2 separate regions of the Homo sapiens genome follow, and region 2 is linked to region 1. A link is a contact called in ENCODE Hi-C data. All regions are on one chromosome and are shown on one strand. Each heading gives the region's core, a stretch centred on a gene start or an enhancer-like site at or near the end of the contact. The rest is flanking DNA. Distances are from core to core; before and after follow the strand shown.

Region 1 (4,054 bases), core at 737-3,236:
TTGTTGGTAGGAGTGCAAAACAGCATATCCTTTCCAGAGGGAAATTGAGCAATTCACATTAAAAAAAAAAAAACCCTTATGTGCATACTCTGCCCAATAATTCTATCATCTAGGAATGTACACTTAGAAAGTAATCATGGGCCGGGCGCGGTGGCTCACACCTGTAATCCCAGCACTTTGCGAGGCCGAGGCGGGCAGATCGCTGGAGGTCAGGAGTTTGAGACCAGCCTGGCAAATATGGTGAAACCCCATCTCTACTAAAAATACAAAAATTAGCCGGGCATGGTGGCACACGCCTGTAGTCCCAGCTACTCGGGAGGCTGACACAGGGGAATCACTTGAACCCAGGAGGTGGAGGTTGCAGTGAGCCGAGATCGTGCCACTACACTCCAGCCTGGGCGACAGAGTGAGATTCGAAAGTAATCATAGATATGCGGACTTTTACATTTACCCAACAATGTATTTTAATAGGGAAGAACTGAGAATGACCAATGAAATAAATTATAATATTACAGCCATATAATGGCATGCTATCTAGTCAGAAAAAGATAATTACAAAAGAGAATTCACTTTAGAAAAACTCATGTATTAAGCTCTGCATAGAAAAAGACTGGAGGTGTATAACCACATTCACAATGGTTACTTGGAATGGGGAAACCATATTCACCATGGTTACTTGGAACTTGGAATAGTGAAACAACGTATCTTCATTGTGATTTCTATCTTAGAAATGTGTATAAATGGCTAAATGTTCCTATATATAAAAATGTTTCTAATAAGACGTTTTAAAGGTTTCTTGGGGGTGACTGAAACAGCTGTGATTTCAAAATAAAATTTTAGTAGCCATTTAAAAAAAACATTAAAAATAAAACATTGCTATACCATTACCATTAAAATACCAATGAAAAATAAAGTCCTCGTTATGAATCTGCAGCAAAACCTTTCTTTTCAAATTCTGCTCTGTCGTTTGGACCTGTTCACATTCAGAAAAATGCTAAAAAGGCTGCCTGGCGAGGAGCCTAAAGAGGCCTTCCTGATTTCTACCTGCAGTTTGTAATTTGTTCCAGGAAAAAAAAAAAAAAAAAAAAAGGCAATCACCTAATAGGTAGTTCGAAAAGCACCTGAGTAGGAAAATATTTACGGGGTAGGTTTCTCTCCCATTTCTTTCCCTCGAGACCTACCAACAGGACAGTCCTGACAGCGACTGGCCCAGTTTCCCAATACAACCCAGAGAAGCACAGGAGATGCGCCAATTTTCAGGAGACGCTTCTAAAAAGACAAGTTTTACTTTACAATGCAGGATAATGAGCAGCCTTCACTACTCATTCTCGACGTTAACAGAGGAAGATGCCGCTGCGCGGCAGGAGCGCCTCACCAGGACAAAGCGGGGTACGGGGGGGTCCTCGGTTCAGGCCCCGCAGGCGACGCGTCCAGGGCCGCCTCGAGGACAAGGGCACCGTCCCCGGACACCGCCTTCCCGGCCCCCGCCCTCTTAACAGATGCAGGGAACCGCGGGGACCGCAACCTGCCCGACGACGGCGGAGGATCAGGGTCGCGGCAGCAGGTGCCCGGGTCGCCGTGCCTGTCGAGGGACCTCAGGGGCGCCGGGCAGCTGTCCCCTGGAAACCCGCGCCGGGTCGCCGCGCCCAAGGGAAGGCGCTGACCGAGGGACCTACGGGGCGCAGAGGAGCTGTCCCAACAGAACCCGAGTCGGACCGCCGCATCCTCCCCGCTGCCCCATCCGCCACCCCGAGAACCGCCCCTCCTGGGTGGCGGACACGCCCTCCCTGCGGGCCCAGGCCTCCTCGCCCCGCCTCCCCCCGAGCCGCTCACCCGGCCGGGAAGCCCCCGCCGCCGCCGCCGCCGCCGCCGCCGCCGCCGCCGCCGCCGCCGCCGCCGGCCCCTCGGGCCTCGCCCCTCACTCTGCCGCCGCCTCCCACAGCAGCGACACCCCAGCCACCTCTGCCGGGCCGCGGGACCCGGAACCACTTCCTTCCGGAACCGCCTCGCCCCGCCCCCACCCCGGCCCCGCCCACTGCTCGCGGCCTCGCACTGGGCCCGTTCTCCAGCCGACCCCTATCCTCTACTCTCCCGGCGAGGGTGCCCCGCCCGGGCTTCTCGGACCAGAGCGCTGCGCCCCCTGCCGGCCGTTCCCACTGCGGCCGCTCTGTCCAGGGCGCCTGCGCCCTCTGCCACCCGCCCGCCGGGTCCGGCTAGAGCGCCTGCGCCCTCTGCCGCCCTCTCGCCGGAAAGGAGGGGACCTAATGGGCGTTCCAGGTCCAGGGATCCTGGGGGTTAAGGCCCAGGGATTGGAGGTCACCCCTCAGTCATGGGCAGAACTTGATCCCGTGGGCCTTCCAGCTTTGTGCAGATCTCTAACCATTCACCTACCCTCTATCCATTTCCCACTCCTCAAATTAAGCATATTCCCGGAAAACAAAGCCTCCCCTCTGGACTTCCCAAATGGTCGGATGGTACCAACATCTATCCGTCATCCAATTCAAAAGATTGCCTCATCTCTGTCTACTCGCTTGGTTTCTCCCCTCCCACACTCCATGCACCAGCCTCAAAGGTAGTGTGTCTTCTTCACTCTTGAAGCTTTCCGCTTGACACTGATATTCTTTCTTCCCCTTGTGAAATAGCTCTTTCAGGCTCTGTGCCATCTGGTAGTAACACCTTTTGCCCTCCCTTGTCACTGTCACCTACTGACTGTCTGGCATTAGTTTTCCTCTCCATCTGATTTACTGCCATCCTCCCAATGAATCCAACATCCACAACCCAGCCTGGTTTCCTTCAGTTCCTCAATCCGAATGACCTTTACTTCTACTTTGTTCACCCGTAGTCTAGAAAATCTAGATATTCATCACTTGATACTGCTCCATCTCTAAAACCTTAAATGTTGAAATCCCACTACCCAACTTAAACCCATAGCCTTTGACTACAACCACTTTTTTATTTTTACTTATTTATTTATTTTGAGACAGAATCTCTGTCACCCATGCTGGAGTGCAGTGGTGTGATCTCGGTTCACTGCAACCTCTGCCTCCCGGGTTCAAGTGATTCTCCTGCCTCAGCCTCCTGAGTAGCTGGGATTACAGGCTGCGCCACCATGCCCGGCTAATTTTTTTTTTTTTTTTAGTAGAGACAGGGTTTCCCCATGTCGGCCAGGCTGGTCTCGAACTCCTGACCTCAGGTGATCCTCCCGCCTCAGCCTCCCAGAGTGCTGAGATTACAGGCGTGAGCCACAGCGCACGGCCTATTTATTTATTTAGAGATAGAGTCTGGCTCTTGTCACCCAGGCTGGAGTGCAGTGGTGCGATCTCGGCTCACTGCAACCTCTGCCTCCCAGGTTCAAGTGATCCTCCTGCCTCAGCCTCCTGAGTAGCTGGGATTACAGGTGTGCGCCACCATGCCCGGCTAATTTTTGTATTTTTAGTAGAGACGGGGTTTCACCATGTTGGCCAGGCTGGTCTCAAACTCCTGATCTCAAGTGATCCGCCTGTCTCAGCCTCTCAAAGTGCTGGGATGACAGGCATGAGCCACCGCGTCCCGGCCTTTTTTTGTTGTTTTTTTTTTTAAGAGTCAGGGGTCTCACTTGGTCGTGGTCCTGGCTGGAGTACAGTGGCATAATCATAGCTCACTGTAACCTCAAACTCCTGGGCTCAAGTGACACTCCTGCCTCAGCCTCTAGAGTAGCTGTTGCAACAGACGTGCACCACCATGCCCAGCTAATTAAAAAAAAAATTTTTTTTTGTAGAGACAGGGTTTCGCCATGTTGCCCAGGCTGTTCTGGAACTTCTAGGCTCAAGTGATCCTGCTGCCTCGGCCTCCCTAAGTGTTGGGATTACAGGCAGGAGCCACTGTGCCCAGCCTTCAACCACTCTTGTAAGCAGAGCCCCCTGCTTTGCCCTTTGACTTGTCCTAACATTAAACTACCACTTAAAACTCCAGTCTGCATTTTCCATTCCTACGTCTACATTTCCAAACACTGCTTGGGCGGGGAGAAAGCCACACAACTATCAAAGAATGATGCCACTACAAATGTGTGGATGCC
Region 2 (3,970 bases), core at 781-3,280, 180 kb before region 1:
GTGCAGATTAATCTTAAGGATTGTGTATTAAATTCAATTAAACCAGATGAATATTTAACATGTCCTTCTATGTCCGTAAGACCATTCTAGCCACTCTGGGAAGAGATGGGCCAACATAAGTTATCTACCAATCCCTGCCATCAGGACAGACACAGGGATGGGTCACAGGGCTGAGTCCAGGAAAGGCAAACATGCACCACATTTGCATACATTCTCATTAGCAAAGCGAGTGACTTGCAAGTACTTTTATACTTTAACATTCACTTGTACGTTCCATTTAAAAGGGAAAAAGAATATAGTTTATAGTAAAGTGAATCTTCGTGTGACTTTCATTATAATGAATGAAGACAGGACTAAATTTGTCTGTAATGAGACTAAAATGGGCTGAATCTACCAATGATGAATCTGTGGCTTTAATTATCCTGTGTGGCTCTGTGAGATGAACCCCAGGTGGAACTGCAATCAGGGTGATCACTCAGACAGCTAGATAACACACTTCACCCTGCCTGAGAACCATCACTTGTCAACTGTATTACGTTGTCACAAGGGCTGTTTACAAATCAGCTACATCTCTGCATTGCAACATGCCCTAAATTAGATCTCACATCCAGCTTGAGGGCTAGGGACTGTGTTCAGCTTCAAGCTGGCAGCGCCCTAGACTTGATTGTCACCTTAAAATATCTGTTAATGGAACCCATTCAAATTCAAGTTTTAAAATAAAAGGATGAGTTAAATTGAATTAAAAAAAATCAGAGGCTAAAAAAGGAGTGAGGTATATGGATTTTTAACCACCACTGACAGCAGAAGCTCACACTATAATTGCATGGATTATATGCACCAAAGAGATCAGCTGTCATGTGACATTTTAAGCCAAATAACAGAGCAGTCCTTGGAAAAATGTCAATAAGCACAAAGAAGTGATTTCTCAACATCTGAAACCACACTAACCTCCATATTCAAGCGTTTCAGCATTAGTATTACGTGCCACCAGAGCCCAATGTCATAATCACTCATTTAACACAGAGTAGCTGAAACTACTTTCATAGGGCAGATGTATTTTTTTAATAAGCAGATTGGCAATTATTCCAGTTTCAAGACCGGGGGAGAAAAAAACTTGTGCGCACACTCACGATTTTGCAGCTTACAGAAATAAGGATTGAATTGTGGAAGCAAGAAAAAAACAAAAAAAGATTGAATCATGAATATAAGCCAGGCTGTTAAACAGCAATTACAGAACGACAGCTACCATCCTGATTCCTTTCATATCTGTGCCCATGAGGGTCCCGATATTACAATATGACTACAGGCTTAGCAGTTAGAACTTGATAGCGTTTATGGTTTTAAACAGCTGTAATGTATCTTTTACCAATAATCTGTCAGCCTATTGATTTTGGATGTTGTCTCTTAGATAAAATCTTATCTGGTCAGAAAGCAAATCCCACTGGACCGAAGCCTTCGGCAGCAGGCATCACACTCTTGACAAGGTACTCTCCAAACATGTCCAGCTTTGCTAAGAATATGTTCACATGTTAATACTTCATCAATTCCAATTATGTTGTAGTATAATCACAACTAAAATGTACATCTAATAAATATTTTAAACATGGTTTTAATGTTAATTTACTTTTTCTTCCATGATACGCAAAAACAGTCCCTCTTTGGTTTTGACTTGGCCCCCACTGCGCCGATACTACCTACCTGCACTAGCTATCTCAGACCTTGACCATGGCTTCGTTTGACAGCCAGGAAAAGTACAACCCCAAGAGCTTCAGCATGGCCACCAGTGGCACAGCTGGTTCACAGCACAGCCACAACTGGAACTGGAACCAACTTCACAACCTTTACTGGCAACCAGTGAGTTGTGGCCTCCCTAGAAGAAAACTTCAGTGTAAAGAGGACATAGTCACCAGGGCCTCCCCCACACCTCCTGGGAACTGAGCATGGCTCTTAGGAAAGCATTGGCACAGTTCCTCCCGCTCTGGGTCTCCATCTGGGACCACCTGCCTCTAGAAACCCAGGGCAGGATGTGGTTTGACTCGGACAACTTCTCAGCTTACAAACTCAGGCAAGCCCACTTTGTTTTTCACCCTGACTCCCAGACACATGATATCATCTCTTTGTTAGTCTTCATGAGAAAATCCTGGTGGTCCCAGAGGAAGTATGACAATAATGAAAAGCTCTCCTTCATGACGAGCAAAATAGACAGCTAAGAGCAAAAACGGGCTGACTTCATACACCTCATTCCACAAATAACTGTGTGTTTGTGTGACTTTTGTGCTAGTACATGTTGTGACTACACATTAAAGAGACTTTCACATCTTCACCTTCACTCTCCCTGAACTCTCCTCAAGAATTTATCTCATCTCCCTCAGTGGCATAAAGATGATGAAATTTACCCCTTAGCCTGCGAGTGGGGCAATATACTATTTCATATCCCTTTGTGAGTTAAGAAGCTAAAGTGAAACAAAATGTCTTCTGGGTAGCCCTAAAGATGTACTGCCCATATGTTCCTTCAAGAAAGAACTTGGCCAGCATAGTGGCTCACACCTGTAATCCCAGCACATTGGGAGGCTGAGGCAGGAGGATTGCTTGAGCCCAGGAGTTTGAGACCAGCCTGGGCAACATAGTGAGACCCCGTCTCTACAAAAAAAAAAAAAAAAAAAATAGCTGGGGCTGGGCATGGTGGCTCATACCTGTAATCCCAGCACATTGGGAAGACAAGGTGGGCGGATCACCTGAGCTCAGGAATTCAAGACCAGCTTGGGCAACATGGTGAAACCTTGTCTCTACAAACAATACAAAAATTAGCCAGGTGTGTTAGTGCACGCCTGTAGTCCCAGATACTCAGGAGGCTGAGGAAGGAGAATCGCTTGAGCCCGGGAGGCGGAGGTTGCTGTGAGCCAAAATCGCACCACTGCACTCCAGCCTGGGTGAAAGAGAGAGACTCTGTCTCAAAAGACAACAACAAAAAATTAGCTAGATGTGGTGGTACGCGCCTGTAGTCCCAACTACTCAGGAGGCTGAGGTGGGAGGATCACTTGAGCCTTGGAGGTCGAGGCTGCAGTGAGCCATGATCGCGCCACTGCACTCCAGCCTGGGCAACAGAGTGAGACCCTGTCTCCAAAAACAAACAAAAAAAAAGAAGAAGAAGAAGAAGAAGAAGAAGAAGGAAAGAACTAACTTGCACCTTTGGAATCTGCCTCAGCTTTCTTTCTAGCAGAGGCCATGCTCTCGCTGAGGAGCCAACAGCTGGTCACTAATCTGGGGAGTGCAGTCCTAGAGCCTGGCCATTTCTGCCCATTTCTTTTTTTTTTTTTCCAGCCTTACTGAGGTATGATTGACAAAGAAAAATTGTATTAATATAAGGTGTACAACATGATGATCTGACATATATATACACCGTGAAATGACGATCACAATCAAGCTAATTAAGAGACTCATCACCTCACAGAGTTCCCTTTTTGTAATAAGAACACGCAAGAGTTACTCTCAAATTTTAAGTATGTAATGCATGATTATTAACTCTAGTTACCGTGCTGCACAGCAGGTCTCCAGAACTCGTCTTGTAATTGCAAGTTTGTGCCCTTTGGCTAGCATCTCCCCTTTGCTTTCATGGAGCAATTTTTGTCCAGAAGCCCCCTGTTAGGCTGGCCAGGACAGACTGGCATCACCACCTGAGGCTCTCCCTGCCCTGCTCCTCTGCTCTCTCATCCTTCAAGGGTGTTATCCCCCCAGCCCCCAAACAAACCTCCTCTACTCCTAACTCCATCTCAGCATCCGAATCCTACAGTACCAAACTGCTAAACACCATCTAAGTATTTCTCCAGTGTCTTGGAGTGGCTTAATACTGATATTAATAGCTAATATTTGTTGACAAATTAATATTTACCAAGTTGCTCTAAATGCATGATTTCACATCACAGGGTGACAGGTAAGAAAAGCAGCCATCCTTGCATCAAACAGGAATTGT

Evidence for each region. A loop is a pair of places that touch in the nucleus more often than their neighbours do. Pooled maps may share reads with other maps.
Region 2: a pooled map shows a loop between it and region 1 (4-fold over the local background). The contact joins the enhancer-like site here to the promoter of BCLAF3 in region 1. A Hi-C loop is called at or near these places in 2 of 37 single-sample maps with no recorded cell type and 4 of 50 pooled maps.

What each region holds. Positions count from the first base shown.
Region 1 is chrX:19,989,075-19,993,128 of GRCh38, forward strand. BCLAF3 (BCLAF1 and THRAP3 family member 3) reads right to left here and starts at 1,987. Exons shown (of 12, transcript NM_001367774.2): 1 at 1,834-1,987. It overlaps LOC729609 (a long non-coding RNA gene), which reads right to left and starts at 705. Exons shown (of 2, transcript NR_024440.1): 1 at 612-705. RefSeq lists silencers at 1,370-1,739, 1,810-1,859, 1,900-2,329.
Region 2 is chrX:19,810,022-19,813,991 of GRCh38, forward strand. All of the region lies in intron 2 of SH3KBP1 (SH3 domain containing kinase binding protein 1), which reads right to left. Among named protein-coding and RNA genes, the nearest start is that of SH3KBP1, 76 kb to the right of the region's middle. RefSeq lists an enhancer at 2,112-2,161. Within about 2 kb of position 2,031, at least 5 of the 41 ENCODE cell types and tissues checked have a DNase peak (open chromatin) inside an H3K27ac peak, as active enhancers do.